6 separate regions of the Homo sapiens genome follow, and all the other regions are linked to region 2. Evidence: chromatin loops called from intact Hi-C (ENCODE). Cell type or tissue: PC-9. All regions are shown on one strand. Links, peaks and the distances in the headings refer to the core of each region. The heading gives the core; the rest is flanking DNA.

Region 1 (4,692 bases), core at 200-4,199, 52 kb before region 2:
CATTGTCTGCAGTGCGGGAAGGAGGCCCCAAGGTGCCTCCCCACCCGTCAGCGTGGACCGCAGAAGTCACGGATGCTGCCTTTCTGATGCGATGCAGCAGTCTTTCCTCAGAGGGCCATAGCTGCACTGTGTGGATGTGCTACTTCCTGACACCGGCGTTAGTCCAGATGGGTTTGCTCAGGTGCACCCAGCCAAGGGGTAACTCTTTGCCAGGTGTAACCTCCAGGATGCTACTGTAGATGGGCTGTTTACCAGTTGTCCCTGTAAAGGTCAAGTCTGCTCTGACGGCCCTGTTTCTTGGTCTGTAAGTCAGAAGGAACATCATTTATTCACTTCTTCAAGTAAACGTACTGTGCTGTAGTAGTCAGGATGAATGGTCCACATTAGGGAGCAGACGGCAGCACAGCTGACTTGGGGACTGATAAGTTGTGCCTTGCTGTGGGCGCTTGGGAAACACATCCAAGGAAAGGGATTGTTTTTCTTTTTTCTTCTCTTTTCTTTTTTTTTTTTTTTTTGAGATGGAGTTTCACTCTGTCACCCAGGCTGGAGTGCAATGGCGCGATCTTGGCTCACTGCAACCTCTGCCTCCCGGGTTCAAGCCATTCTCCTGCCTCAGCCTCCCAAGTAGCTGGGACTATAGGCGTGCACCACCATGCCCGGCTTGCTTGCTTGCTTATTTATTTATTTATTTACTTGAGACGGAGTCTCGCTCTGTCACCCAGGGTGGAGTACAGTAGCACGATCTTGGCTCACTGCAACCTCCGCCTCCCGGGTTCAAGCAATCCTCCTGCCTCAGCCTCCTGAGTAGCTGGGATTACAGGCTCATGTCATCACATCTGGCTAATTTTTATATTTTTAGTAGAGATGGGGTTTTACCATGTTGGTCAGGCTGGTCTCAAACTCCTGACCTCGTGATATGCCTGCCTCGGCCTCCCAAAGTGCTGGGATTACAGGTGTGAGCCACTGTGCCCAGGCTTTATTTTTGTATTTTTAGTAGAGACGGGGTTTCACCACGTTGGCCAGGCTGGTCTCAAACTCCTGACCTCAAGTGATCCACCCGCCTTGGCCTCCCAAAGTGTTAGGATTACAGGCGTGAGCCACCATGCCCAGCCAAAGGGGATCGTTTTTCTCTTATGGAAGGGGGCCCCGGGGTGAAGGTCTGTCTCCTGAAGGAGATAACTTGAGAGCAGAGCTTTCTGGGCTGAGTAGAAGTTCATTAGGTGATAGGTAGGTGCGTTCCAGGCAGGAGAAGCAGAAGCGTGAGGATATGCATTAATGTAGGACACAGCCAGGTGTGCCAGGTGACCATGGGCACCGTGGTGACTGGACAGTGGCTGGGTCAGGGAGGGGTTGCAGGAGATGACCTGGAGAGGAGGTAGAGGCTGTGCCAAGGACCCAGCCTTGTGGCCTCCCAGATCTGGCCTCCAAATCTGCTTCTGTTTCTGAGCTGTGACGCTTAGGTAAGTTGCCTAGTGTCTTGGAGCCTCAGCTTCCTCACCTGTAAGATGCAAGCAATAAGACGAATTTTAGAGGGAGTTATTAAATGATATAATATATATACACTGTAGAGCAGAGAACTTGACACATAGTCAAATGTTCACTAAGTGTTTATCTCTTCCTTTTAAAGTCTGGGGTAAGGCTTTTTGACTTTAGGCCAGAGGGAGCCGTAGAAGGTTGTGGAGGATGAAATTGATAAGATTATATCCATTTGCTGTTATGTTTGGGTGTTGGTGTTGTGTGGAGGATACTGGTCCAAGATAAGGATGAGTGAGGAGTGAGAAGAGCCTTCCTCTTTCATGGTCTCTTTCTGGTTTTCTCGTCAGCCATCTCCAGTGGGCGGCAGGGATGGCTTGCCAAGGCTCTGAGCTGAAGTTTTGGAGGAAGAGGCCAGGGTTTAAAATGTGTCCCTGGTGAGCCAGCTACCCCTGAGCGAACCTATAGGAGTGGACACTTGCTGAGCACAAGTCTGGTCATGAGAAAGTGGAATGAGTATGAGGAGAGGGGCAGAAAGCTGGGCCTTGAGCCTGTGGAACTGTGCATTGTAGTGTAGCCATAGAAAGCATTTGTTGACCACTCATGTGTGCCCCGGGAGGTTGCAAGGATCATCTCATCCCAGCAACTCTAAGATGAAGGCCACTACTCTCCTCATTTTACAGATGAGGGAACTGAGGCATAGAGAGAGTAAGTCACTTGCCCAGAGTCCCAAGCCAGTGAGTCGGGATTTTGCCCTTGGCTGTTGGAATCCTGAGGGCACGCCCATTGTACTGGGGTGGAGAATTGGAGCAGGCTTTGGGGAGTTTTCTGCTACCAGTTCCTGCTGGCAGATTTCCATTGCCCACAAGGAAGAACGCTGCAGCAGGGTGTGTTGGTCTGTGGTGAGGTGGCTGCCTCTGGAGGTGCTGAGCTCCCCCAGTCTGGGAGGGCCTGGATGGCTGCCTGGCCTGGATGCTGCCACAGCAGAGTCAGTGCCATCCTTACTAGGGAGATAGGTTACATGCTACCCTAGCCCTTGCCAACTTCAAGGCGGATGGGACCTCAGAAACCAAGCCCTGCAGGAGGGCACAGATGTGGGAGAATTCAGAGGAAAGCCATCTTCAGATTGGGCCATGAGTTGTCTGAGTACGTGGAGAGTGGCAGGTCTGGGGTGCTACCTGCTGTTTTCCAGCACTGGCTAGTTGATAACAGCTGTCCTGGGCTGCAAACCTCTTTGCCGCATCTGGGTAGGAGGAGAATCCTGGGATTGCTGCCCCGTCCCGGCGTGGGTGACTTTGGGTGAGTGCCCTCCCTTTCTGGGTCTTTGCATCTAGCATTTGGTGACCTTGCACAGCACGGAGCTTCCTCTACTTCCTTACCGCCTGCCTGGCCCTCTCAGGCATGCACAGGCCTGTCAGGAGCCAGGCCATGGAGGGGGCAGGGGCCCACTTCCTCAGGAGCACTCAGGGCAAGCCCTGACCTGAAGGGATAGACGCGGGGCCCAGCCGCGTGACTCGTGTGCCGTCAGGAGCTGCTCCTGCGCTGGTGCCAGGTGGTGTCATTGGGGTTCGGATTAAAAGATAACTCTATTGGCAGGAGGAGGCAGGCCTTTTCTGGCTTTAATAGCCAAGCCCACAGCCTGCGCCATGCAGCATCTCCCAGCCCCTGCTCCCATGTGCCTCTGCCTCTCCTTTTGCTCCCTGTGTGCCCGGAGGGCTGGCAGGGGACCCGTCCTCAGATTGTGCTGCTAGCACTGTCTCCCCTACCTTGTCCCCAGCTCCCCTCTGTGGAGAGGTTTTTAAATCCTACGAGCAATTCAGGATTTGCTTCCCTTTTTCTCTCTCCTTCTCCAAGAAAAGTGAAGTCCCAGGGAACTGCAGAGTCCACGTGTGGTAGAGGGTGGAGATGTGGAAACAGAATCCAGGTCTTTGGGGAGGCCAGGTTGATGGGGACATGCAGGGCTGCTTTGGCCTAAGCGTGGTGGCCAAGTGAGCCATGTGCCACTTGGTCACCTGCGCTGATGGAGAAGGCTGTTCTGGCTCCTGGGAGGAAGGTGCTTGTGGTAGCAGCAGCTACCCTGAGGCCAAAGCTTCCTTGAAGCCATGCTGGTCTTGAGTAGTGTTTGGTGGTCCCACACTCCTGAATGGGCAATCACAGGACTTCGGAGGGTCTCTGGGGAGCCTCAGGGGCTATGCTATCTATGGGAAAGGAGATAGAACCTGCCTGGAAATTCTACCACTCTCCAGTGACACAGAGACAAGGGGACCAGAATATTTGGATAGAATATTTTCAAACTTCATCATGTCTCCTGTGTTTGTATAGGCCCTCATTTTGGGAACCACATCCTTTTTTTTTTCTTTAATTCTACCACTAAGAAATTATATGATAGATCTTTTTCTTTTTCCTCTCTTTTCTTTTGTCTCTTTCCTATCTCCCCCTTTCCCCTTCTCTCCCTTTCCCCCCTCCCCCTCTCCTTCTCTTTCTCTTTCTCTCTTTGTAGAAATAGGGTCTCACTATGTTGCCCAGGCTGGTCTTGAACTCCTGGGCTTAGGTTATTGACCCACCTCGGTCTCCCAAAGTGCTGGGCTTACAGGCATGAGCCAACCAGATTTTTTCTTCAAGTGTTATTTTTATCTGTTTGCCTAAACATTAGTTTATTAAGAGGAAAGATTCTCTTAGGATATTTTCCCTTTTGGGGTACATGAAACATGGCAGCAGTAGCACAACATTACTCACTTGTTTTTAAATCAATTGTTAAATAGCAAAAATTATTTATTTATTTATTTATTTATTTATTTTTGGAGATGGAGTCTCTCTCTGTTGCCCAGGCTGGAGTGCAGTGGCGCAGTCTCCACTCACTGCAACCTTCGCCTCCCAGGTTCAAGCTATTCTCCCGCCTCAGCCTCCTGAGTAGCTGGGTTTACAGGCATGCACCACTACATCCAGCTAATTTTTGTATTTTTAGTAGAGATGGGGTTTCACCATGTTGGCCAGACTGGTCTTGAACTCCTGACCTCAGGTGATCTGCCCGCCTCAGCCTCCCAAAGTGTTGGGATTATAGGTGTGAGCCACCATGCCTGGCTTTTTAATTTTTTGATGCCTATTTTTTTTTCCTGCAGTAAGCAACAAATATTTTATAGAATTATTTGGGCAGTGGGATTATTTTTCTTCGAATTTTCTGTTTTAAACATTTTAATGATACTTTCTTTCTCTGACATT
Region 2 (4,692 bases), core at 419-4,418:
CACAGGCTTGCTCCCCGCTGGGCCCAAGGGCAAAGGTCAACCTCTCTGGACAAGGGCAGTTTTGTTGCCGGGTTCCTCCCACGCCTTGTAAACTTGAAGAGGCCCTTGCAGGGTAAATGGTGCTGTTTGACTTGAGTGTTTGCTTGAGGGATTTGTGGGGCTTCCCGGCCCTCTGCATGATTTATCTCAGAGGAAATGAGGCAGCCCTAGGGGAGGGGGCGCCATGGTTGAGAGCAGCACACAGGTGTTTTGTCCATATGTGTGTTTTGCTGGGGAGGGCCTCTGCCTGGCATCCCCATCTCTGGGTTTGGGCAGTCCGAGTGCACCTTCTTGGATTCTTCTAGGCTGTGTCAAGAATGCCCAGAAGACCCTGACAAGGCTTGGTTGGGGAATCTAAGTAGAGGGTGTTTTTGCATCTTTTTTCTTTACTAAAATAGTGTGTATTCTTTAGTTAAAATAGAAAAAAAATCTTCAACCAATGTGGGCAGCCACCCACCTACTCAGATCCAGCCTAGCTTTGTGGAAATGACCATCCTCTGTGTAAACCATTGGGATGGATGTGTATCCTTGTAGATTTTTTTTTTAATGTCACATTTAATACCCATATAGTTTAATTTTTATTCCCTGAAACCTGCTTTAAAAAAAAATCCTACAATATATCATGGGTTTCCTTACATTTTCTGTGAATTTGCACATACAAAAAGGTCCTTGCTTGTTTTGTTGTCTGTCAGGTGTTAATCGAATTCTGTGTGGAGCGTCTTGGTGGTCAACATCTTCCCATGTTACAAACCATGTTTCAGTGGACACACATGTCTTTGTGTTCTTTTGCACACATGTTTTGAAGTTTGAGCCTTACAGGTAGAATTCCTGGGACCAGGGCAGTGCACATGTTCTCCTAGGTCCTGCTAATCTATTTGGGAAACCTCTCAGGCCCCGAGAGTCTTCTCTCTCCTCCTCCTTGCCCTTTCCCCTGTCTTTAAAATATACTTTCTCTTGTAATTCATGAAAGTTGATTTTCTTGTCCCAGGTATCCTGAATGAATGCCCTTTGATGGGCCTGGAGGAAGGAAGAGAGGAGAGGGGTTTCCTGGTTGCTGAAGGGCATCCCTTACAGAGAAGCCCACAGAGGAGTGTTCTGACCAATGTAGGGTACAGGTAGGAGGGTTGGTCTCTTCCTGGCCTCCCTGCAGGGAACAGCTTAGACTGTGGCTGTCTTTGTGCCTCCCCTGTGCAACTTCCACCCATTTCTCCTAAGCCCCTTGAACTCACAGGCCAACTGTCCCGTGCTCAGGCTGGAGGGACATCATCTCTAAAGACTGCTGCCTGCCTGAGTGGAAAAGTTGACTCTCAGGCCAGGCTCAGGGCTCACGCCTGTAATCTTAGCACTTTGGGAAGCCAAAGTGGGTGTATCACTTGAGTCTAGGAGTTCAAGACCAGCCTGGGCAACATAGTGAGACCCCCATCTCTACAAAAAATAAAAAATCAGCCAGGTGTGGTGGGGCGTGTCTGTGGTCCCAGCTACTTGGGAGGCGGAGGCAGGAGGATCACTTGAGCCTGGGAGGTTGAGGTTGCAGTGAACTGTGATCACTTTAATTTTAGAATTCTGGGCCAAATTTAAATATTCTCTCTTCATTAGCTTTTGCTGGGAAGCTAAACATTTGACTGTAGTTAGGTGTGTGTGTGTGTGTGCGCACTCGTGTGTGCATGTGCATGTGGAAATACCTACCAAGAACATAATCCTCTGATGGCGAGAGGGAAAAATTCTAGACCAATAGATTTAGTTTTTTGGATTCTCCGGAGTTAACCATGACCTGGTTCCCCAGCTTTGTTCAGAGGCTGTTGGTTACATAGTACAGGCCTGGCACTGAGTCCTGTTTGTAGAGAAAGGGTGAGAAGTGTTTGGGGCCTGCGAGCCTCTTTGAGTATCTGGATGCTGCCCTGTGGGAACAGGTTATTCTGTTTGACTCCAAGGCTAGAGTGAGAACCAGAGGTTAGGAGTTGCAGGGAGGCGGAGTAGCTCCCGGTGAGCACGACCCTATCCCAAGGAGCTTTCACTTGTGGAGCAGGCCGAGGGTGGCCGTCATCGTGGTGGAAGCAAGCAGTACGGGGCCTGATCTCTCTCTCTCGGTCTTCTGACCCGAGGATCCTACCATGTTATGAAGGCTGGGGGGAGCAGCTGAAAGGACCTCGAGGTCTGTGACCCACCCTGTCGCACTGGGAATTCGTGGCCCACTCTCACGGCCCTTGCTGGCAGCCTGATTCACACGGCCCTGAATCATCCCTGGATTGTCACACAGGCCCGGATCCAGGCCCCTCAAGGTTAGCCATTCAGGGGACTGCAAAGAGGCCAAACCATGGTATAGACTCCTGATTCTGCCGAGCACTTGTGGAGGTGGGCTCTGCGGGCTACCACCCAGAACCGGGCTTTGTGTCATTTCAAGGCTGCCTTTGGAATGAGTTTGTTTCTGAGCTGGGAAGGCGGGAAGCCGCTGCAGGAGAGCGTTGGCTCGTCTCCCCGCGGCTGCCACCTTGTGGGGAACTCAGGCAATGACAGCCTCCTTTGTTCCCCAGCAAAGCAGACTCATTTGGAGCCAATGGGGTTCTCACTTGGCTTAGGGGATGTTTAGACAGTAAAACATTTGAGGTAATTTTTTTTTTTGAGACAGAATATTTCTCTGTCGCCAAGGCTGGGGTGCAGTGGCACAGTCTTGGCTCACTGCAACCTACGCCTCCTGGGTTCAAGTAATTCTCCTGCCTCAGCCTCCGGAGTAGCAGGGATTCCAGGTGCCTGCCACCACACCCGGCTAATTTTTGTATTTTTAGTAGAGACAGGGTTTCACCATGTTAGCCAGGCTGGTCTGGAACTTCCAATCTTGTGATCTGCTCACCTCGGCCTCCCAAAGTGCTGGGATTACAGGCGTGAGCCACTGCGCCCGGCCTGAAGTAATTTTTAATTGGCATTTTTGAGGTATTGCTCACCAATCAGGGCAATCCAGTTTAGATGCTGGACCTTTCCAGATGTGGGTAGAAGGCGTTGGTTGACCAGATGTCAGGACTGTCCTTCACTGACCCAGTATAGTCATGGTGAGCCCATTCTTCGTCTTTTTTTTGAGACGAAGTCTCGCGCTTGTCACCCAGGCTGGAGTGCCATGGCGTGATCTCGGCTCACTGCCACCTCCGCATCCTGGGTTCAAGCAATTCTCCTGCCTCAGCCTCCCGAGTAGCTGGGATTACAGGTGCCCGCCACCACGCCCAGCTAATTTTTGTATGTTTAGTAGAGACAAGGTTTCACCATGTTGGTCAGGCTGGTCTCAAACTCCTGACCTCAGGTGATCCGCCTACCTCGGCTTCCCAAAGTGCTGGGATTACAGGCATGTGCCACTGTGCCTGGCCAGGGCTTTTTTTTTTTTTTTTTTTTTTTAAAGAAAGATTTTAGATGTAGAGTGGGCACTGTCAGTGAGGTTCTGTTTCTCAGTGTGCATTCCTGTTTTGCAACAGTGATGCCATTTTACAAAACAGTGAAGATTTTGACTGCCTGAGATACCTGTGTACTGCTTTTTAAAATAAGTTCTGTATTTTTGGTGTACTAGTAAGATTTCCCTTGAAAGAAAATGTTCTGCTTTAAAAATAAATAAAGGAAAAAGAATGAGCCTGAAATGAACCAATCCTCCCTCCCTCTCTCCCTCCCTCCTTTCCCTTTCTTTCTCTCTCTTTCTCTTTCTCCTCCCCTTCCTTCCTTCCTTCCCTTCTTCCCTCCTTCCCTCCATTTCTCCCTCTTCCTTGACTTCCTCTTTAAGAGTCTACAGTCCTAGAATCTAATGCTTAGGTCTTAGAGGAAGACCTTACTTTCTTGTTGCTATGATTCTGACTTTTAAATTAAGCCCTCTTTTGCTTTTTGTGTTTTTCGTGTTTATTGAGAGCTGACCCTAATTCCAAAGGGAGTGTTCCATCGTCCCAGCTTCTGGTTCTCTAGGCTGCAAACGCTTGATAAACCAGGCTGCCACTGAATGAGCCAGGTGATTCCTCGGCTGTTGGAGCTGGAAGGGCCAGACAAGCTTTCCTGGTCTAGCCTGGGCATTTGAGGAATCCGGAAGCTGAAACCCAGAGAGGTGGAGTGACTCACCCCAGGGCTCAGATCCCATGAGGTGCTTAGCCAAAGCCAGCAGCCCCCCTGGCAACCTCTTAACTCATCTTCTTGGTTTGTTTTTTTCTCTATAACAGCACCCCAAATGAACTTTAGTGCCTGTCATTTAGAGTAGAATGCTGTCTAGCTTAAAACCCTCCACAGCTTCCTGTCTCACTCAGGAGACAGTCTTCACTGTGAGGCCTGCGGCCATGGCCACCCCCATGCCCACACCCACTTCTCCAGGTCCCCTTTGAACCCACCTCCCCCTGTGCATTGGGCTCTTGCTACTCCGCCTTGCCCCTCTCTGTCTCTAGAACACGCCTGCAGGCCCTGCCTCTGGGCCTTTGACCCTGCCCCCCTCTCTGCCCAGTGTGCTCTCGCTGCTCTTCTTCATTTGCCTCTGAAGTCGCCTTCTTCAAGAAGCCTCTTCAGCCTTAGCCTCCCTCACAGACCTCCACTCTGCTGCTCAGATGGCTCTCTCCAGCCCATTATTCTGTTTTATTTTTTATTTTCTTGATAGTTCTTACCTTGCTCTGAAGTTACTTTATTTGGCCTATCTGTGTGTCC
Region 3 (4,692 bases), core at 191-4,190, 79 kb before region 2:
GACAAAACAGATCAGCAAGGATTATTGGTTTGTTCCACCTTGTGCAGCTGCTTAGAGGGGAGTCCAAGTCCAAAGTGCAAATTCTGATACTCTTGTTCTTTCTACCATATAGTGAGTTCGTTTCCATAAATAAAAACGACTTCTCCCCTTGAAGAAGCAGACTAAGAAGACACTGCTTTTTGAGGGAAGGGAGGAGGCATGTGGCTGGGACTGGCAGTGTGGGTAGACAAAGTGCCTCTCACCCCCAGCGAGATCCACTCATTCCAACGTAGATATTTGAAATGGACCTGGGTTCCCACTCTACAGAGGAGCACTGCGGGATCACTGAGCGCAGTCAGAGTTCCAGCTTTGAAGGACCTTGTCCTGCAGTCAGGGAGGTAAGCAGTATGTGTCCACAAACGGCTGTCGTGGAAGAGAAGACATTCTTGGGCTTTAAGGGGGACTGCAGATCCTTTCCAAGTCATCAAAGGAAGCAAGGTAGTCCGCTGATTTGTCTCCCTCTGAGACATTTAGGGGGAGAGCGCCTCACTTGCCAGAAAGACCAAGGACTGCACCGCAGACACCCACCTTTCTTTTCCTCATCCGGCGACACATCCTTCCTCCTGCCAACATCCTAACTCCTTTACACTCTGGGGACCAGCTCTTCTCAAATGCTGGCGCGGGGAACAGCCTATTTACCGCAGTTGAGGCGATTTTACTGGGAAATTCTCTTAGGAGCTCCTTGGAGAGGGAAAGCCTCACGGATTCGGCGGAGGTCTTAATCTGGAGATGTCCAAATTTAGGGGAAACCCTCCCCACCATTTGTCTCCAGGCTGTATTTTGGAGTTCTCAGATTAGGACCCTCTGGACTGGGGGCAAGATTTGTATGAGGGGGTCTCCAGCAGCTTGTGGGCTGGCCGCGTGCCAGGCCTGACTCCGTGTCCCCCACCCCCGGCTGCGCCTGGGCCTCGGGGGACCGGGAACCAGCCGGCGCCGCGTCCCCGCCTAGCGGGCGGGCCGGGGACCCCTCCCCTCCGCCCGTCCCCTCCTCCCCTGCTGCCGCCTCCCGGAGGGACGGCCTGGGGAGGGGAGAGAGGAGGGACGGGCCGGCGGCGGCGGGGCTGTGGCCACGGGGGAGCGGGTGGCGGCCGCGGGGCCCCGGTGAGCCGGGCCGGGGTGCACGGGGGCCGAGGCGGCCTCCGAGCCGGGCCGGAGCTGTCGGGAGCCTGGGAAACACGGCCCAGGCGACTTTCTCCCGGGAGTTGTAGTCTTGCTCTGGGGGCGGCGCGCGGCCCGGCTTTCGGGGCGAGTTTTCTCGCGGGGCGGGCGGCGCGCGCGGAGGCTGAGGGGGAGGGGGAGCATGCCCGGCTGGAGCCCGGCCTCGGGGCGCGCCCCGGCCGCCGTCCCCACCTCCGCCTCCTCCTTCTCCTCCTCCGTCTCCTCCTCCTCCTCTTCCAGTCCCGCCGCCGCGGCAGCCAACATGGCTGCGCTCCGGAGCCCGGGAGGCGGCCGCTGCTGAGCGCCGCCCGCCGCCCCGGGCCCCCAGCCCGCCCAGGCCCCGGCCCATGGCTCCCGCCGCCTCACGGCTCCCGGCGCCCTAGGGCTGCTGCCGAGGTGCTCGCCTGCCCGCCCGCCGGCCTCGGGGGGCCCGGGAGGCGTCCGGCGGGGCGGGGCGGCGCGGCCCGCCACCATGGAGCCCCAGCGCCGGGAGCTGCTCGCCCAGTGTCAGCAGAGCCTGGCCCAGGCCATGACGGAGGTGGAAGCCGTGCTCGGGCTGCTCGAGGCCGCGGGAGCGCTCAGTCCCGGCGAGCGGCGGCAGCTGGACGAGGAGGCGGGAGGCGCCAAGGCGGAGCTGCTGCTCAAGCTGCTCTTGGCCAAGGAGCGGGACCACTTCCAGGACCTGCGGGCGGCGCTGGAGAAGACGCAGCCTCACCTGCTGCCCATTCTCTACCTGAACGGCGTCGTCGGGCCGCCGCAGCCCGCCGAAGGCGCGGGTGAGTGGCAGACCCTTGGCCCCCGCCTCTGGGACGCGCCCTCCGCTTCTCCCTCCTGCTGGCCGAGGGTACCTCGCCGGGGCCGCCGCTCCACCTGGCGATGGCCTCGGTGGACTCGCTCCTCTGGCCCAGTTGGGGAGGCGGCGGTGCGCGGATCCCGAAGTCCCGCCGCCTCCCCCAGTCCCGCCGTTCGCTGTGAACAATGCCCCCCGCTGAAGGCCTTCACTCTCAGGTGCCTCGACGACAGGGTCCCCGGGGGCCACCAGGTCCAGTAGCGGGTAGGGGGTACCTCGGAGGATGTCCATCAGTCCCTTTTCTGAGGCTCCTCACCGTCCGCTAGCTTTGGCACCCTGTGCTAGCCTTTAACCAAGGGTACCGTCCAGAAGAATGGGACTTGGGCCAGGACCCCTACTCTTAAGTTTTGGTCGCTGCCATCCTGTGCCGGGGCCACAACTGCTTTTTCATTTTCTGGCTGTCCCAGCTCCTTTTTCTCTGCTCAGAGCCCAGTCTCTCCCAGACTGGTGGCTGATTGTGCACAACGCCTGCCTGGGTTTCTTTGGAAACTGGGCCCGGAAAAGTTGGGGAAGTTGCATTGCACCATGGGAAAATCCTAGTAGTGGCTGCTGGGGCTAAGTTCTCTCCCTGAGAGCACAGAGCTGCTTAACGAGGAAGGCTGGTGACTGGTTCCCTTGAGGGTGCCTTTTGGAACCCCTGTGTCTTTGGTCTTGGGGATGACTGATTTGTAAGTGTGTGTCTGGGTGCAGGAACGGATACTGGCGGGAGTTTCTGACAAGTGGTAGGCTTGTCCTGGCCTGGCCGTGGAGTGTGGAAGCCAGCCTTTTTAGACAAGGCAGCTGGAGGAAGAAGACATGGCACTGAGGGAGGAGGAGAACTAGCATTTATTGGGCATCTACTGTTGTGGCAGGCGCTCTGCTTTATCACGTTCAGTTGTCGTTGCCACTATGTGAGCTTTCTGTTATTCTTTGCCAGAGAGAAAACTCTGGCTTGGAGTGGTTAAAATGCTCAGAAAGTATTGGGCACCAGGAATTTTGAATTATAACCTATTGTTTGATTTAACTTGTTCAGAGCCAGGAAACAAAGTGCCATCTTTCTAGGTCTTGTCCCTGTTTTAACAGTGAATCGATAGGTACAGTAAAAATAAATAAGGATATATGTATAAAAGAAAAACAAGTGAACCGAGAGGGCTGAGAAACTGCCCTTAGCAACCTGAAGGTCAAAGGCTGATGGGACCCATTTATTTGGCTGTTAAAAGCCCCACTTATTAAGGGAATGATTTTATAAGGCATTCCTGGTAACAGCTCTCTTACGTTGGCCATCTTAACCTCAATTTTTGTAGCTGCAGGAAACTGACAGAGAGACTAAATTGCTGGCCACACAGCAGGTCATTTCATTGGTGGCCCTCCCGTCTCCACTTTGAGCTTCTGACTTGCATCTCTGTCCCTCAAACCTGCATTCTTTCCCCCCAGTTGTGGTCATGTCAGAGTTACTGGGCAAACCTAGTCCTTTCCTGGGATAGTGCTTTGGGAGATGCTAGGAAGGGACTGTCAGATGTGGCCATGAGGATAAGGACAGAGGGGATCTCAACAAAGTAATTTTTTTCTTTTTAATTGTATCTATGTATCTATCTAATCTATCTCTGAATGAAGAAGTTAAGATCTGTTTCTGAAAGTCTTTCGTAAAGCACAGAACTTAGTACAGACTGGAAGTCTGCGTTGGGAAGCATGTGAATCAACGCTCGCCTTAATCTCTGAAAATTGATTGATGGATCAATTGCCATTAATTAGGTCTCACCCTTTCCGTGTCTGGTGGAGAATGTGGGGCCTCATGGGGCTGAAGTTCTAGGAGCTAGTCTTGACCTCTAAGGAAGGCAGAGATTAGGGTTTGGATTTTATCCCCTAGGGCATTGATTTCAGACCCCAGTTTTACCACAATGCAGAGTTATGTGACTTTGGAGAGGGTCATGAAATCCTTAGAAAAATACTTTTCAAGGAGAAGTTAAGTTCATTTTACTTAATGCATTAGAAAAACGCTGGTTGGGTGTGGTGGCTCATGCCTGTAATCCCAGCACTTTGGGAGGCCGAGGCGGGCAGATCTCTTAAGGCCAGGAGTTCGAGACCAGCCTGGCCAACATGGTGAAACCCCGTCTCTAATAAAAATACAAAAATTAACTGGGCGTGGTTGTGGGCGCCTGTAGTCCCAGCTACTTGGGAGGCTGAGGCAGGAGAATCACTTGAATCTGGGAAGTGGAGGTTACAGTGAGTTGACATGGTGCCCTTGGATTCCAGCCTAGGTGACAGAGCAAGACTCCTTCTCAAAAAAAAAGAAAGAAAAAAGTTAGGACAGCATTTGGTATGGCAAGATGCCACCTGAAGCCCCTGGGGAAGAGGGTGACATGGTGTGTCAGCAAACAGTGGCGTGTTGGGGGCTTTTGTTTTTTTGAGACAGGGTCTCACTGTGTCACCCAGGCTGGAGTGCAGTGGCACAATCTCGGCTCACTGCAGCCTCCGCCTCCTGGTCTCAAGCCATCCTCCTGCCTCAGCCCCGCAAGTAGCTGGGACCACAGGCACATGCCACCACACCAGCTAATTTTTGTATATTGTGTAGAGATGGCATTTCTCCATGTTGTCTAGGATGGTCTCGAACTCCTGAGCTCAAGCGATCTGCTTGCCTCAGCCTCCCAAAAGTGTTGGGATTACAG
Region 4 (4,557 bases), core at 1-4,000, 130 kb before region 2:
TGCTATTGGTAAGGCTGAGGTGGAAGGTTCACTTGAGCCTGGGAGGTGGAGGTTGTAGTGAGCCAAGATCGTGCCACTACACTCCAGCCTGGGCAACAAAGCAAGACCTTGTCTCAAAAAAAAAAAAGAAAAAAATTAAGCGTAAAAAAAAATTAGTTTTTATAAAAAATTATAGTTTGACCTTTTGATTTCCCTGCATCTACAAGGTAGACCTATTAACTTCTCTTGGGGTATCAGTGATGTGGAAAAAAAATGCCATTTTTCTTAATGTTTAACCCCCCTTTATCTTTGAATTGAGCTAGAGCCTGGTTTAGGACAAAGGATTAAGTTTGTTAATGAACACTAATTCAGGGCTTCTACTTGAGACCCCACCGAGATCACCAGTTCTCATGTAACCTGGGAAGAGCCATAAAGGGGTACCCCCCACCCCAACTGCCTTCCTGGAAGCATGCCTGGGAAGTAAGCTGTAGGCCTGATCCGAGCCAGGACCACTGGGATCCGTGCAAAGGCCAGGGGAGGGTAGAATTGAATCATAGGAGTGAACTCCGGCACCTGTTGTCTTCTGCGGGTGACGCACACTTTAAATGGAAGAGAGGTTGTGGCTATAACTTGTGGCTGGGAATAATAAAGATGGCACCGCCAAGGAGCCTCACCTTGCGTGAGTGAGTACTCAGTTGGGCGCTGCAGGGTCTGGAGTCTGTGTGAGACGTGTGTGATTGTGATGGGTGCGAATCAGCGTATAGCACTTGAGAACAAGGCAGACCTTGGAGCAGAATGGTTATGTGAAGGATCACATCACCCATGGGTAGGGGGGGAAGTCATACGTCCTGGAGGTGCTGGTCCTCCTCCTGGAACTGCCAGCCTTGCTAGGACTATCAACATCAACAGCATTGCCTGGTAAACCCTACTGTTTGTGCTCCCCACTGTGTCCCATGACTGGTGTTAAAATTCTCCCTACTTTGATCATCTGCCCTGCCCAGGCCTTGGGCTTTATGCCAGCACAGAGCTCAAAGGCCAGGTAGCAGCACATCCTCAAGCATGAGAGCTCAAAGGGTTACATTTGAGTCTCTGTACCTGCTTGGAAGAAATAAAAATACGTGTGAATTCCATCTCATCCATGAATAGTTACAAATTCTTGACTAGCATTCTGTCCAGTTCTTTGCCATTTTTACGTCTTTTTTACAAGGGAGATTAAAATAGCTCCTGACTCAGTTACAGCTCCCTGCAGTGTTCAGCACTTTAGGGGTGGGAGAGACATTCTGGAGTCCTTCAGTATATATATGTGTCAGTTAAACTATGGTGCCGTGTTTCTATTTCAGGGTTTATCCATGTGTATTCCCATTGATTCATGTCTGATTGAACCTGGCATTGTATGTTTACTTTTCTTGATTTTTGCTGTCTGTTGGCAGACCTCTTTATTTTTCAGCCAAAACCCAAGAGAGGAAATATTTGCGTTACCTAAAACTATAGCAGAATCATCCTTATGGGTTGTGAAAAAGGACGTTGGCCTTGTATGAGTTCTAACTCCTAGAATGAGAACCAACCCCCGTCAGGAGCTCACCTCTTCGGGTGCTGGAGGTCAACAGTGAATGCCCCAGTTACCCCCACCCCTGTGACTTAGAAATGTAGGAAATAAAGTGCCCTCTGAGATGCAGCTAATCCAGTCCCAGTAGGAGGCGCTGAAAGGACTCAAGTCTGGAGTCTGAAGGGCCGTCTGGCCAGGATCAGGTGCATAGCTTAACTTTTATTCATTCAACAAAGATTTAAGGCTTGCTACTTCCAAGGCACTGTTCTAGGTATTAGGGGTGCAGCAGTAAACACAATAGGTGAATCAGATGTTAATACATCTGGCCAGGCACGGTGGTTCACGCCTGTAATTCCAGCACTTTGGGAGGCCGAGGCGAGTGGATCACCTGAGGTCAGGAGTTGGAGACCAGCCTGGCCAACATGGTGAAACCCCGTCTCTACTAAAAATAGAAAAATTAGCTGGGTGTGGTGGCACGTGCCTGTAATCCCAGCTACTGGGGAGGCTGAGGTAGGAGAATTGCTTGAACCAAGGAGACAGAGGTTGCAGTGAGCCGAGATCACACCATTGCACTCCAGCCTGGGAGACAGAGCGAGACTCCATCTCAGAAAAAAAAAAAAAAAAAAAAAAAAAGATGTTAATACATCTAAAAGGAATTCCACAGAAGCGGGTGAAGCAAAAAGGCTCAGGTTCAGTGTGCAGAAGTGTGTCCAGCACACTCTGGGGTGGAAGCTGCAGATCAAGGGATTGTGCTCCCGTGGGCACATCAGGCCCACCAGGGTAAAGAAAGGTCCTTCTGTGGCTGCAGCCCTCTGGTTCCAACCCCTCCCACAGGGCCTCTCATGACACTAATTTGGCCTCCTTACCTTAGGCTTGGATTCTGGGGAGTGTGCCCTGAGCGAGGACACAAGCCTGCAGTCACTGGGAAACGTTGCCACCATCCTTTCCTCAACCTACTGGCAGTGTTAGCGTGTGAACATTTGAATCCATTAATATTTGCTACACTTCTGCTCTGTGCCAGGCAGTGCACTAGGCCCTTGGGGAAGGTCCCTGCATGAATGGAGCTTACCATCTGGTCAGGGTCATCTTGTTAAGAGCCTGAGTTCTACAATCAGTGTCAGGATTTAAATCCCAACTCCCCCTTTCTTTTTTTTATTTTTATAATTTTTTTTTTTATTTTAAATAGAGACAGGTCTTGCTATATGTTGCCCAGCTGGTCTCGAACACCTGGGCTCAAGCAATCCTCTCAAAGTGCTGGGATTACAGGCGTGAGCCGCCATGCCCAGCGTCAATTCTCCCTTTCCATCTGGTGCACATGAACAAATTACTTAACCTCTCCTTGCCTCACTTTACTCATTTATAAGCTAGGAATACTGTTTAGTAGTGTTTGACTCATTGGGTCATTGTGAGTTTTAAACGTGATTACACATAAAAAGGTCTTAGTACAGTGCCTGGCACATAATACACATTAAATGTTTGCAATTATTAATACAGTGACTTTTTTTTTTACTGAAAAACATGGTCTGTGAATTCACAACTAAAAACCAATCCCCTGGCTCTCTTTATTTGACCCTAAGTGGAGCTTGGTGGACTTGGGATCCAGCCTCCCTAGACATAATGACTACCCAGCTGTCTGCTCAATCAGTAGGTCGTGGGAAGTATTTTACATGGGGGGGGAGAAGGGTTCGGGAAGGGGATGGATGTGGCCACTGTGTGGTTGAGGGCTTGAACACTTTAATGCAGGCCATAAGGTAAGCGTGATCTCATTTTAGAGTCACAGGTAGTAAGACCAGAATAATTCAGACAGGCAGGTTTTTTTGTAGAGGTATGGATGTTGACAACAGCTATGTATTTAGATTATGTAAGAAGGTATCCCATAAGGGAGAACTTAACATTTTTCTCTCTCTTTAAAAGAATATATTAGGGCCGGGCACAGTGGCTCATGCCTATAATCCCAACACTTTGGGAGGCTGAGGCTGGTGGATCATTTGAGGTCAGGAGTTTAAGACCAGCCTGGCCAACATGGTGAAACCCCGTCTCTACTAAAAATACAAAAATTAGCCGGGTACTAGTGGTACACACCTGTAATCCCAGCTACTCAGGAGGCTGAGGCAGGAGAATCACTTGATCCTGGGAGGCAGAGGTTGTGATGAGCCAAGATCACGCCACTGTACTTCAGTATGGGTAACAGAGTGAGACCCTGTTAAAAAAAAAAAAAAAAGAAGAAGAAGAAGAATGGAACAGAAAATGGGTATGACAAGGACAGAGGTAGGAAGTGACCCTATGTTTTTTGTTTGTTTGTTTTCCCAGACAGGTTCATGCTCTGTCGCCCAGGCTGGAGTAGAGTGGCGTGATGATCTCGGGTCGCTGCAACCTCTTCACCTCCCAGGCTCAAGCAGTCCTTCCCATCTCAGCCTCCAGAGCGAGTAGGACTACAGGCACATTGCCCAGCTAATTTTTCTTTCTTTTTTTTTTTTTTTTTTTTTGGTAGAGATGGGGTTTCACCATGTTGCCCAGGCTTCACTCTGTTCTATTGTACCTTTCTAATTTTGTACCTTCTGAAGGTCTTGCCAGTTTTTGTTTTTTTTTTTAATCAATACCTAGCAGCCTGGGCAACATGGCAAAACCCCATCTCTACAAAAAATACAAAAAAATTAACTGGGCATCATGGCTCACATCTGTGGTCCCAGCTGAGGTGGGAGGATCAATTGAGCCCAGGAGGTGGAGGCTGCAGTGAGCCAAGATCCACTGCATTCCGGCCTGGGCAACACAGTGAGACCCTGTCTCAAAAAAATAAATCAACAGCTGATGGTAAAGAAATCCAGTCATCTTGGAGCAGACCCTGTCCGGGAAGGTACTTGAGTGTTCTCAAGGTAGTTGAGTGGTCCCTTCCAGTGATAGCAACGTAAGGCTGGTAGGCACCAGTCACCAGTTAGGACAAGGTGACCAAAAAATGCAAGTCAACAAGCCTGAAATACATAGGATTTTCTTTTCTGACATGAAAAGTCCACAGTAGGCATTCCAAGGCTGAT
Region 5 (4,692 bases), core at 347-4,346, 65 kb before region 2:
TCACCCAGGGCTTTGGTGAGGGTGGAGATGATTTAGGTGAGACAGGAGCAAGCTGCTGCTGCCGCCTCTGGAGCTACTGGGGGTAGCTTGTCCCTGAGTAGAGAACAAGCTCCCAGCCTGTGCATGGAATCAGGAGGCATCCCAGGGCATAGGCCATACTTGGAGTTCAAATGGGAGATGCCCAAGGCAGAGGCCTGCAGTGGACGAGGAGGCCCATGCTTCTCTGGGCTGCTCAAAAGACACCTTCACAATTCTTTGGTCCTGAAGCCCACATTTTTAAGGAGGGCATTGCTGTGACCTGTGAGTTCAGTTCCAAAAGGACCTTGAAGAGCTTGTTTTTGAGGAAAGGATACTTAGAGGGACTTAGATGCTGCTCATTTTCAGATGGTGCAGGGTATGTGATAAGACCTGATTCTCTTTGATCCCAGAAAGCTGAACATGGTCTGATTGCCAGAAGGTACTTGGAGGTAGAATTGAGTTCATTTTAAGGAAGAACCATTCTCCCTCCCTGTCTTTCTTCCTTTTAAAATTCTATTAAAGACTTTCAAGAGCCAGGCATGGTGGCTTATACCTGTAATCCCAGCGCTTTAGGAGGTCGAGACAGGAGGATTCCTTGAGCCCAGGAGTTTGAGACCAGCCTGGGCAACACGGCAAAACCCCATGTCTACAAAAATAAAAAAAAATTAGCTGAGCAAGGGGACACTGCCTGTATCCCCAGCTATTCGGGAGGCTGAGGCGGGAGGATTGGTTGAGCCCAAGAGTTTGAGGTTGCAGTGAGCTCTGAGTGTACCACTGCACTCCAGCCTGGGAGACAGAGCCAGACCCCAGCTCTAAAAAAGTAAAAAATGAAAAAGACATTCACACATGTGGAAGAACAGAGAGGATAATGTAACAATCACCCATCTCTCCCAACCAAATCCCAGGCAGCATGTCATTTTTCTTATAAATACTTAAAGATGTGTCTCTAAGAGATGAGGCATTAATAATAATTTCTTAATGTTATCAAGTTGCCCGGGTGATGCTCAGTTTTGCTTGTCTCAAAGATGTCATTTTATTGGTGGCTTATTAAAATCAGGATTTTAGCAAGGGCCACCCACTGCATTTAGTTGATGTTGTCTCTGAAGTCTGTTTTATAATCCCTGGCAGCTCCCCTTGCCCAGGCCGGTTGTTTCAGGAAGAACTTTTAAAAATGATTGGTGCTATCCAGCTCTGGAGTGGACTGTTCTAGGTGGCGACTTGCAATCCTGAAACTGTTTAGCCATGGTTTCCTCAGAGGGCTGATGCAAACAATTAAATGAAATAACACGTACAAAGTGTAAATGTCTTTTATGACTTAAGTTTTTTATTTTTATTTTTTTTAGCCATGAGGTCTTTTTTGTTAACTGCACTCTTAGGTGAGAGCCAGATCTGTAAATTAGACGAGAGAGGCACTGATGGGGAGTATGGGCTTGGAGCTTGTCCCTTGAGCTTGTGGCCTTCTTGAGGCTCCTCCACAGGTTTCCCTGGGGTTCTCCACAGTTCACAGAACCCAGTTTGAAAACCACTGGTCTGCTTGCTTTTGGTTTAAGATGCTCCCCATGTGGGAGAGGGAAGCACCACCTGAAAGCCTCACCTTGCTTTGCGTGAGCTGAGCTGGGGTGGTGAGCCACTGCTGGAGCCAGAGGCTGCAGATGGTGTTTTCACTGGGTACTCTTGTCTTCACCTGCTTCCTTTGTAGGTTTCCTCTTGGGATGAACTGTGCTTTTAAAAAAGACACATAGCCACTTTGTGGCGAGTAAAAACCACTCTCTGTTAACCAGGACAGTGATGTGGGGAGGAGCAGAGTGAAAATCCCATCAGAAGGTCAATTGCAGTGAGCAGTGGTTACTTTTTTTTTTTGAAAAATTATTCTTGTGGGCATGCTGGCATGTTCCTGTAGTCCTAGCTACTTGGGAGGCTGAGGAGGGAGGATCGCTTGAGCCCAAGAGTTCTGGGCTGTAGTGTGCTATGCTAATCAGGTGGCCAGTTTGGCATCAATATGGTGACCCTGGGAGCAGGAGACCACCAGGTTGCCTAAGGAGGTCAGAAATGGAGCAGGTTAAAACTCTCATGCTGATCAGTGGTGGGGTCATGCCTGTGAATAGCTACTGCACTCCAACCTGGGCAACATAGTGAGACCCTACCCCATCTCTATAAATAAATTGATAGATAGATATAAATAGAAAAATTAACCTTTTTTTTTTTTTTTTTTTAAAGAGACAGGGTCTTACCCTGTTGCCCATGCTGTCATGATTGATGGCATGATCCTAGCTCAATGTAATCTTGAACTCCTGGGCTCAGGCGATCCTCCTGCCTCAGCCTCCCTGAGTAGCTAGGACAACAGGTACCCACCATCATGCTGAGCTAATTAAAAAAAAAAATTCATAGAGATGGGGTCTCGCTGTGTTGCCCAGGCTGGTCTTGAACTCCTGGCCTTAAGTGATCCTCCCTCCTCAGCCTCCCAAAGTGTTGGGATCACAGGCATGAGTTGCCACACCCAGCCTGTTTTTTTTTTTTTTTAAGAAAATGTTATCACTTGTTTGCCTTACCCCTCTATTGCATAAGAGAACTGTTCGTTTTTATGCGTAAACAAGCTCCTGCTAACATGCAGCCTGCCGTGGGGGCTGCAGGGCTGCCCGTGTGGAAAGCGGTGCCATTAGAGATGGCCATCTCTGACTCAGAGCTGCTGCCCTGGTGGCCACCTCAAGCCAGGGTGTGTTTTCCCTGCCAACAGGATTTTTATAGATGTGGCATGCCTCTCAAACCTCTTCTTCAGAGTCCACCCCAGTTTGCTTGTCTGAATGGTACCTCCCTGGCTCTAAGATGACCCCTGAGTCCCCAAATTAAATCTGCACATATTTGACCATTGCCAATCTGCTATCCAAATGTAGTAAAGATCTTTCCAGCCAATATTGAGGAAGGTGATAGCAAAACAAAGGAAACAAAATCTAATTCTATTTACATATTTTAACGTAAGAAGTAATACTTTAAAATACTTTAATTCTGGCTAGGTGTGGTAGCTTACACCTGTAATTCCAGCACTTTGGGAGGCAGGCGGATTGCTTGAGCCCAGGAGTTCGAGACCAGCCTGAGCAACATAGGGAGACCCCATCTGTACAAAAAATACAAAAATTAGCTGTGGCGCATGCCTGTGGTCCCAGTTGCTTGGGAGACTGAGGTGGGAGGATCCCTTGAACCTGACAGGTAGAGGTTGCATGAGCTGAGATTGGGCCAGTGCACTCCAACCTGGGTGGACAGTAAGACCCTGTCTCAATCAATCAATCAATCAATAAAACACTTTAATTCTTAAAAAAAATATATAGTGGCCTTTTCAGTATTCATGGTAACCTCTATTCTCATTCCAAGTAACCTTTCTTCTCATCTGACCAGAACTTCTTTTCCTGTTTATGTTTTTTTTTTTTTTTTTTTTTTCCTTCAGACAGAATCTCGCTCTGTCACACAGGCTGCACTCCAGACTAGAGTGCAGTGGTGCAGTCTCAGCTCACTGCAACCTCTGACTTCCAGGTTCAAGAGATTCTTGTGTCTCAGCCTCCCCAGTAGCTGGGATTACAGGCGTGTGCCATCACACCCAGGTAATTTTTGGTATTTTTAGTAGAGACGGCGTTTTATCATGTTGGTCGGGCTGATCTCAAACTCTGACTTCAGGTGATCCACCTGCCTTGGCCCCCCAAAGTGCTGGGATTACAGATGTGAACCACGACGCCCGGCCTACATTTCTTAAGGAGCCTATGATTGTTGAATGCCATGGCTGGAAGGGATCTTAGAAACCACTTTGCCCAAACTCCTTATTTTACAAATGAGAAACAGGTCTCTTCCCAGGCTGGGGTTCCTTCCAAGACTTCTTTACCAGGAGCAGGCTGGGTGGGAAGTCTCAGATCCGTGGCTAGTTTTTCCTGACATTCTCCTGGCTTTGTGGGCACCAGCCTTTACAGTGAGGGTGAGCAAGTGACACAGCATCCCAGTTTCTGGACTTGAGCTACAGCCTTTAATTCCTGATCAATGAAAAAAATCTTTTATCAGCCTCTGCAATTGATATTTATCTTTTACAGATGGGCACACTCGGCCAGTAGAGTTTGGTAGCCTGCTCAGGGCCATCAGCTGCTGAGAGGCTAGGCAAGCCCTGGAGTCCTTGTCAGTTTTTTGATAATGACTACCTTTACTCGGTACTGCAGGCCACCCTGTGACCATTTCTGTGGTCTGAGCCTTGCCTACCTCTCCACCTCTCTTCGTCACAGCATTCGTCCATTCATTCAGCAGATGTGTTCTGAGCATCTGTCACACTGGGGGCTTTCTGGATGTAGACGTAGGACGTGATATCTAAATTGAGTGCTGAGTCGGGGAATGGGTCTGATGCTGGCAGGGAGACCCATGACTCCTTTTTGTGACACAGCAGAAACTCTGGGTGCTGGCTGCCGTGGCTTCTTCTTGCTTAGTCACAGGGCAGAGTTCAGGCAGGAAAATGAGGCCACCGGGCCTCTTGTCCCAGGGAAAAAAGCCTTTTATAAAGATAAGAGGATAAGGCCCCGTGGACACTGAGTTGGGACCCACCCTGATAGCCAATCTCAGTAGGAGCTGGATCCAAGAAAAAGCAGGAAAGTAAACAAAACCAAAATGTGCTGGTTTTGAGTCCTTCTCCTGAAAAAAACGGAGCTA
Region 6 (4,692 bases), core at 206-4,205, 97 kb before region 2:
GCAAGGATATCCATAGCAGAGATTGTTCATTGTCCTGCAAAATCCATTCTCCCTCCTTCCTTAATCATGAAACTCCCGGATTTTAGCTGGGCACACAGCCACCAAGAACAAGGACTACATTTCCCAGTATCACTTGCAGATCTTTCTTTCTGTGAGATTAAGCTCTGGCCACTGGAATATATGCAGTGCCTGTGTGACTTTCTGAAAGTGTATTCAAAGGAAAGAGACAAAAATTTCTTTTTGTCTTTCCTCCTTCTTGTTGGCTAGGATATAGACGTGATGGCTGGAGCTCAAGCAGCTCAAGCCATTTGCAGAGACAGTGGAACAAGAGCAAAGGAACCTACCTCGTGGAGCACTGTATCAGTCTGGATAGCTGACTTCAGACTTTCATTTATGTGGGAGAGAAATGTATTTCTGTTTTGTTTAATCTGCTGTTATTTGGGGATTTCTGTTACTCACAGAAAAAAATAATTTTTTATTTTGGGTTTTTTTGTGTTTGTTTTTGTTTTTTTGAGACAGAGTCTTGCTCTGTCGCCCAGGCTGAAGTGCAGTGGCATGACCTTGGCTTACTGCAATCTTTGCCTCCTAGGTTCAAGTGATTCTCCTGCCTTAGTCTCCCTAGTAGCTGGGATTACAGGCGCCCGCCACCACGCCTGGCTAATTTTTGTATTTTTGTAGAGACAGGATTTTGCAATGTTGGTCAGGCTTGTCTCAAACTCCTGACCTTAATTGATCTGCCCACCTCAGCCTCCTAAAGTGCAGGATTACAGGCATGAGCCACTGCACCCAGCCAGAAAAAAATAATTTAACTGACTGTCACAGTAGCCAATGAACCTTGGGCTTACTCCCATCGGGGGTCTCTATACACCATTTTTCTTCTCCTCTTTTTTTTTTTATTGAGATAGGGACTCAGTCTGTTGCCCAGGCTGGCATACAGGGGTATGATAATAGCTCACTACAGCCTCTAATTCCTGGACTCAAGTGATCCTCCTTCCTTAGCCTCCCTCCCAAAGTGCTAGTGTGTGAGCCACCATACCTGACCTTTTCTTTTTTTTTTTTTGATATGGAGTCTCACTGTGTCACCCAGGCTGGAGTGCAGTGGCGTGATCTCAGCTCACTGTAAGCTCCGCCTCCTGGGTTCACGCCATTCTCCTGCCTCAGCCTCCCAAGTAGCTGAGACTACAGGCACACACCACCACACTCAGCTTATTTTTCTGTAGTTTTAGTAGAGACAGGGTTTCATCATGTTAGCCAGGATGGTCTCCATCTCCTGACCTTGTGATCCGCCCACCTTGGCCTCCCAAAGTGCTGGGATTACAGGCATGAGCTACCACACTCGGCCACACCTAACCATTTTTATCCTCCCCTTTCCCCAAACGCTTACCCTGATGAAACTAAGAGAGTTCAATTGGTATTACCTGTTAGGAGAGACTACCCTAGTGCTACTGAGTAAGTTGAACTGCAAATGAGACAGTCTAGAAGCAGATGCATTTCAGAAAACAGTTAGGCACTAGCTGGGAAAGTTGAAAATCACATACCCCATGACCCAGCACTTCCTCTTAAATATATTAAATAGATGTGTGCATTAGGAGTCACATACAGCAGCATTGCTAGTAATTGCCAAAGACTGGACACAATCCAAATGACCATCCACAGGAGAATGGCTAAGTAAGTTGTGGTATGTTTACACAATAGAATCGGCCATGCAGCAGTGAGAATGTATACCTACCACCACAAGCATCGACACAGGCAAAAGTCCAAAAAATATTGCACAAGGAAAGCAAGCCACAGAAGAAAACGTGTGGTCATAAATTCAAAACAAGGCAACGTCTTGTCTTGTGACATAGACATTCACAGTCAAACAATAAAGAAAAGTAAGAAAATGGCCAGAGGCAGTGGTAATGCCTGTAATCCCAACACTTTGGGAGGCCAAGGCAGGCAGATCACTTGAGGTCAGGAGTTCGAGACCAGAGGCAGTCTGGCCAACATGGTGAAAGTCCATCTCTACAAAAAATACAAAAATTAGCTGGGCGTGGTGGCAGGTGCCTATAATCCCAGATACTTGGGAGGCTGAGGCAGGAGGATCGTTTGAACCCAGGAGGTAGAGGTTGCAGTGAGCCGAGATTGCGCCACTGCACTCCAGCCTGGGCAACAGAGCGAGACTCTGTCTCAAAAAAAAAAAAAAAAAAAAATTAAGAAAAGTAAGAAAATGAGCCAGGCACGGTGGCTCGCGCCTGTAATCCCAGCACTTTGGGAGGCCAAGGTGGGTGGATCACTTGAGGCAGGGAGTTCAAGACCAGCCTGGCCAACATGGTGAAACCCCATCTCTACTAAACATACAAAATTAGCCAAGTGTGGTGGCGCATGCCTGTAATCCCAGCTACTTGGGAAGTTGAGGCAGGAGAATCCCTTGAACCCGGGAGGCAGAGGTTGCGGTGAGCCAAGATCATGGCATTGCACTCCAGCCTGGGTGACCGAGCGAAAGACTCTGTCTCAAAAAAAAAAAAAAAAAGAAGGAGAAAAAAAAAAGAAAAGTAAGAAAATGATTCCCCTCAGAATCAGATTAGAAGTTAGATGAGGGCAAGAGGCGGGGAATGATGATGTCATGGAGGGGGCCAGGAAAGGCTTCTGAGGTTCTGGCAAGGTTCTATTTCTTATCCTGGGGGCCAGCACATGGGGGTGACTATATGGGTGTTTGCTTTGGAACTGTTCTTGAAACTATACACATACATTTTCTGCTCTCTGGTGCCTGTAAGAGAGATGGAGGGAGGAAGAGTGAAGGCACTGTTTTGACAGTGGAGGGGGAGAGAATGAATGCCTTTTTCCCTCTTCCTTCCCTGTCAGCATTCATGACTCATTCCACCACTATTTAGCACTTACTCCATTCTGCTTGAATTACTGTTAGCTGTTAACACGTCTGTCTCCCTCTGTCATTAATTTATTCATTCAGCTGACAATTACTAAAAGTCCCCAAGGTGTCTGCAGGAGAAAGGGGCGACTGAAGAGAGTTAACCAATAAAAGGAAACAAACCTGGCCTCTTTCCTCCAGCAGCTCAGTCTTAGGGTGGGGGACGGGAGAGACAGATTTCTCTGGAGCTCTGTGGCAATTTGGCCCTATGCCCTCAGGGCCTGGGCTCTAACAGAGGTGGAAGCACGGGATCCACCTGAGAACCGGGACTCGTTTCCTGCTGCCCTGTATCCTTCACTACCTGGCGCAACCATGGAGACAGCTGCTGTGTGTTAGGGCCTGGGTAAGTCAGTGTGAGTCTCTGCAAGCTTCAAATGCAAGTTTAAATTGAAAGCCTCGTTGACTATCCCGGGGAAGGGATTTCAGAGAGTCCTGGTTCACTGTCCTGATAAAATTCACCCAGCATGCTAGTTAAAAATTCAGGTTTTGCCGGGAGCGGTGGCTGACGCCTATAATCCCAGCACCTTGGGAGGCCAAGGTGGGTGGATCACCTGACATCAGGAGTTCAAGACCAGCCTGGCCAACATGGTGAAACCCTGTCTCTACTAAAAACACAAAAATTATGGCCGGGCGCAGTGGCTCATGCCTGTAATCCCAGCACTTTGGGAGGCCGAGGCAAGCAGATCACGAGGTCAGGAGTTCCAGACCAGCCTGGCCAACATGGCAAAACCCCATCTCTATTAAAAATATAAAAATTAGCCAGTGTGGTGGCATGCACCTGTAATCCCAGCTACTCGGGAGGCCAAGGCAGTAGAATTGCTTAAACCTGGGAGACAGAGGTTGCAGTGAGCCGAGTTTGCACCACTGTACTCCAGCCTGGGCAACATAGCAAGACTCCATCTCAAAAAACTAAAAATAAATTTTAAAAATACAAAAATTAGCTGGGTGTGGTGACAGCCGCCTGTAATCTCAGCTACTCAGGAGGCTGAGGCAGGAGAATTGCTTGAACCTGGGGTAGGGTGGGGTGGGGCGGAGGCTGCAGTGAGCCGAGATCTCGCCATTGCACTCCAGCCTGGGTGACAAGAGCAAAACTCTGTCTCAAAAAAAAAAAAAAAAAATTAGGTTTGGCCTGGTGTAGTGGCTCACACCTGTAATCCCAGCATTTTGGGAGGCCGAGGCAAGAGGATCACTTGAGCCCACAGGTTTGAGACCAGCCTGGAAAACAAAGCAAGATCCCGCCTCTACAAACATTTTTTAAAAATTAGCCCCATGTGGTGATGCGTGCCTGTAGTCCTAGCTACTCAGGAGGGTAAAGTGGGAGGATTCCTTGAGCCCAGGCATTTGAGGCTGCAGTGAGCTATTACTGCACCACTGCACTCCAGCCTGAGTGACAGAGCGAGACCTTGTCTCAAAAAAAAAAAAAAAAAAAAAGTTTCTCAGGCTCTTTTCCTAGGTTGAAGCCCAGGAATCTGGATGTAAAACTAGCTCTTCCAGTGTTACGTGTGTTGTCTGGTGATACGTGTGTCCTGCTCTTTTCTGAGTGTAAACTATATTTCACCATCTGGGAAGCCCTGAAGTGAGTGGGTTGGGGGTTAGCAGAGTGGCCTCCTCAACCCCGGGAAAGTGCTAGGTCTGAGGCGGAGAAGGCCTTATTCATATCTCTCGGTATCTCTCTTAGGGGTCAGTGAATGTTTGTGGAAGCCAAATGAACTAAGAATAAATGAGAAAGAACCCAACATTTCTCTGAAATATAAATGAATCCTGCTCCCAACTTTGGAACACGC

Evidence for each region. A loop is a pair of places that touch in the nucleus more often than their neighbours do. Peaks named below come from ENCODE experiments on the same cell type or tissue, not always from the same donor. Only the 100,000 strongest peaks of a DNase experiment are listed, where the experiment ranks them.
Region 1: a loop joins it to region 2, with 3 times the contacts of the local background. A loop is called at or near these places in 12 of 110 quality-filtered maps.
Region 3: it touches region 2 in a loop (7-fold over the local background); 52 of 110 quality-filtered maps call a loop at or near these places.
Region 4: it touches region 2 in a loop (7-fold over the local background); 71 of 110 quality-filtered maps call a loop at or near these places.
Region 5: it touches region 2 in a loop (2.8-fold over the local background); 52 of 110 quality-filtered maps call a loop at or near these places.
Region 6: it touches region 2 in a loop (8-fold over the local background); 3 of 110 quality-filtered maps call a loop at or near these places.

Annotation. Positions count from the first base shown.
Region 1 is chr10:77,896,938-77,901,629 of GRCh38, reverse strand. The region is part of intron 1 of DLG5 (discs large MAGUK scaffold protein 5); the gene reads left to right. It overlaps LOC101929347 (a long non-coding RNA gene), which reads right to left. Exons shown (of 5, transcript XR_007062208.1): 5 at 1,424-1,498. Among named protein-coding and RNA genes, the nearest start is that of DLG5, 27 kb to the left of the region's middle. RefSeq lists an enhancer at 1-473. In PC-9, for the core only: no CTCF peak of the experiment used is centred there; a DNase peak (open chromatin) is centred at 2,309.
Region 2 is chr10:77,844,663-77,849,354 of GRCh38, reverse strand. All of the region lies in intron 5 of DLG5 (discs large MAGUK scaffold protein 5), which reads left to right. Among named protein-coding and RNA genes, the nearest start is that of DLG5, 80 kb to the left of the region's middle. In PC-9, for the core only: CTCF peaks have their summits at 2,351 and 2,552 (motif pointing left); DNase peaks (open chromatin) are centred at 2,574 and 4,074; H3K27ac peaks cover 1,350 bases.
Region 3 is chr10:77,923,498-77,928,189 of GRCh38, reverse strand. DLG5 (discs large MAGUK scaffold protein 5) reads left to right here and starts at 1,435. Exons shown (of 32, transcript NM_004747.4): 1 at 1,435-1,973. The coding sequence starts at 1,670. DLG5-AS1 (DLG5 antisense RNA 1) reads right to left here and starts at 1,378. Exons shown (of 1, transcript NR_024585.1): 1 at 1-1,378. In PC-9, for the core only: no CTCF peak of the experiment used is centred there; a DNase peak (open chromatin) is centred at 1,859; H3K4me3 peaks cover 2,999 bases.
Region 4 is chr10:77,971,706-77,976,262 of GRCh38, reverse strand. POLR3A (RNA polymerase III subunit A) reads left to right here. Exons shown (of 31, transcript NM_007055.4): 31 at 1-1,114. Among named protein-coding and RNA genes, the nearest start is that of DLG5-AS1, 47 kb to the right of the region's middle. In PC-9, for the core only: a CTCF peak has its summit at 1,643 (motif pointing right); no DNase peak of the experiment used is centred there.
Region 5 is chr10:77,909,746-77,914,437 of GRCh38, reverse strand. The region is part of intron 1 of DLG5 (discs large MAGUK scaffold protein 5); the gene reads left to right. It also overlaps the pseudogene RN7SL284P. Among named protein-coding and RNA genes, the nearest start is that of DLG5, 15 kb to the left of the region's middle. RefSeq lists cis regulatory regions at 4,421-4,431, 4,466-4,476 and enhancers at 4,354-4,498, 4,399-4,543. In PC-9, for the core only: a CTCF peak has its summit at 2,779; a DNase peak (open chromatin) is centred at 2,647; H3K27ac peaks cover 1,579 bases.
Region 6 is chr10:77,941,720-77,946,411 of GRCh38, reverse strand. No RefSeq gene overlaps it. Among named protein-coding and RNA genes, the nearest start is that of DLG5-AS1, 17 kb to the right of the region's middle. In PC-9, for the core only: no CTCF peak of the experiment used is centred there; DNase peaks (open chromatin) are centred at 1,721 and 2,881; H3K27ac peaks cover 3,214 bases.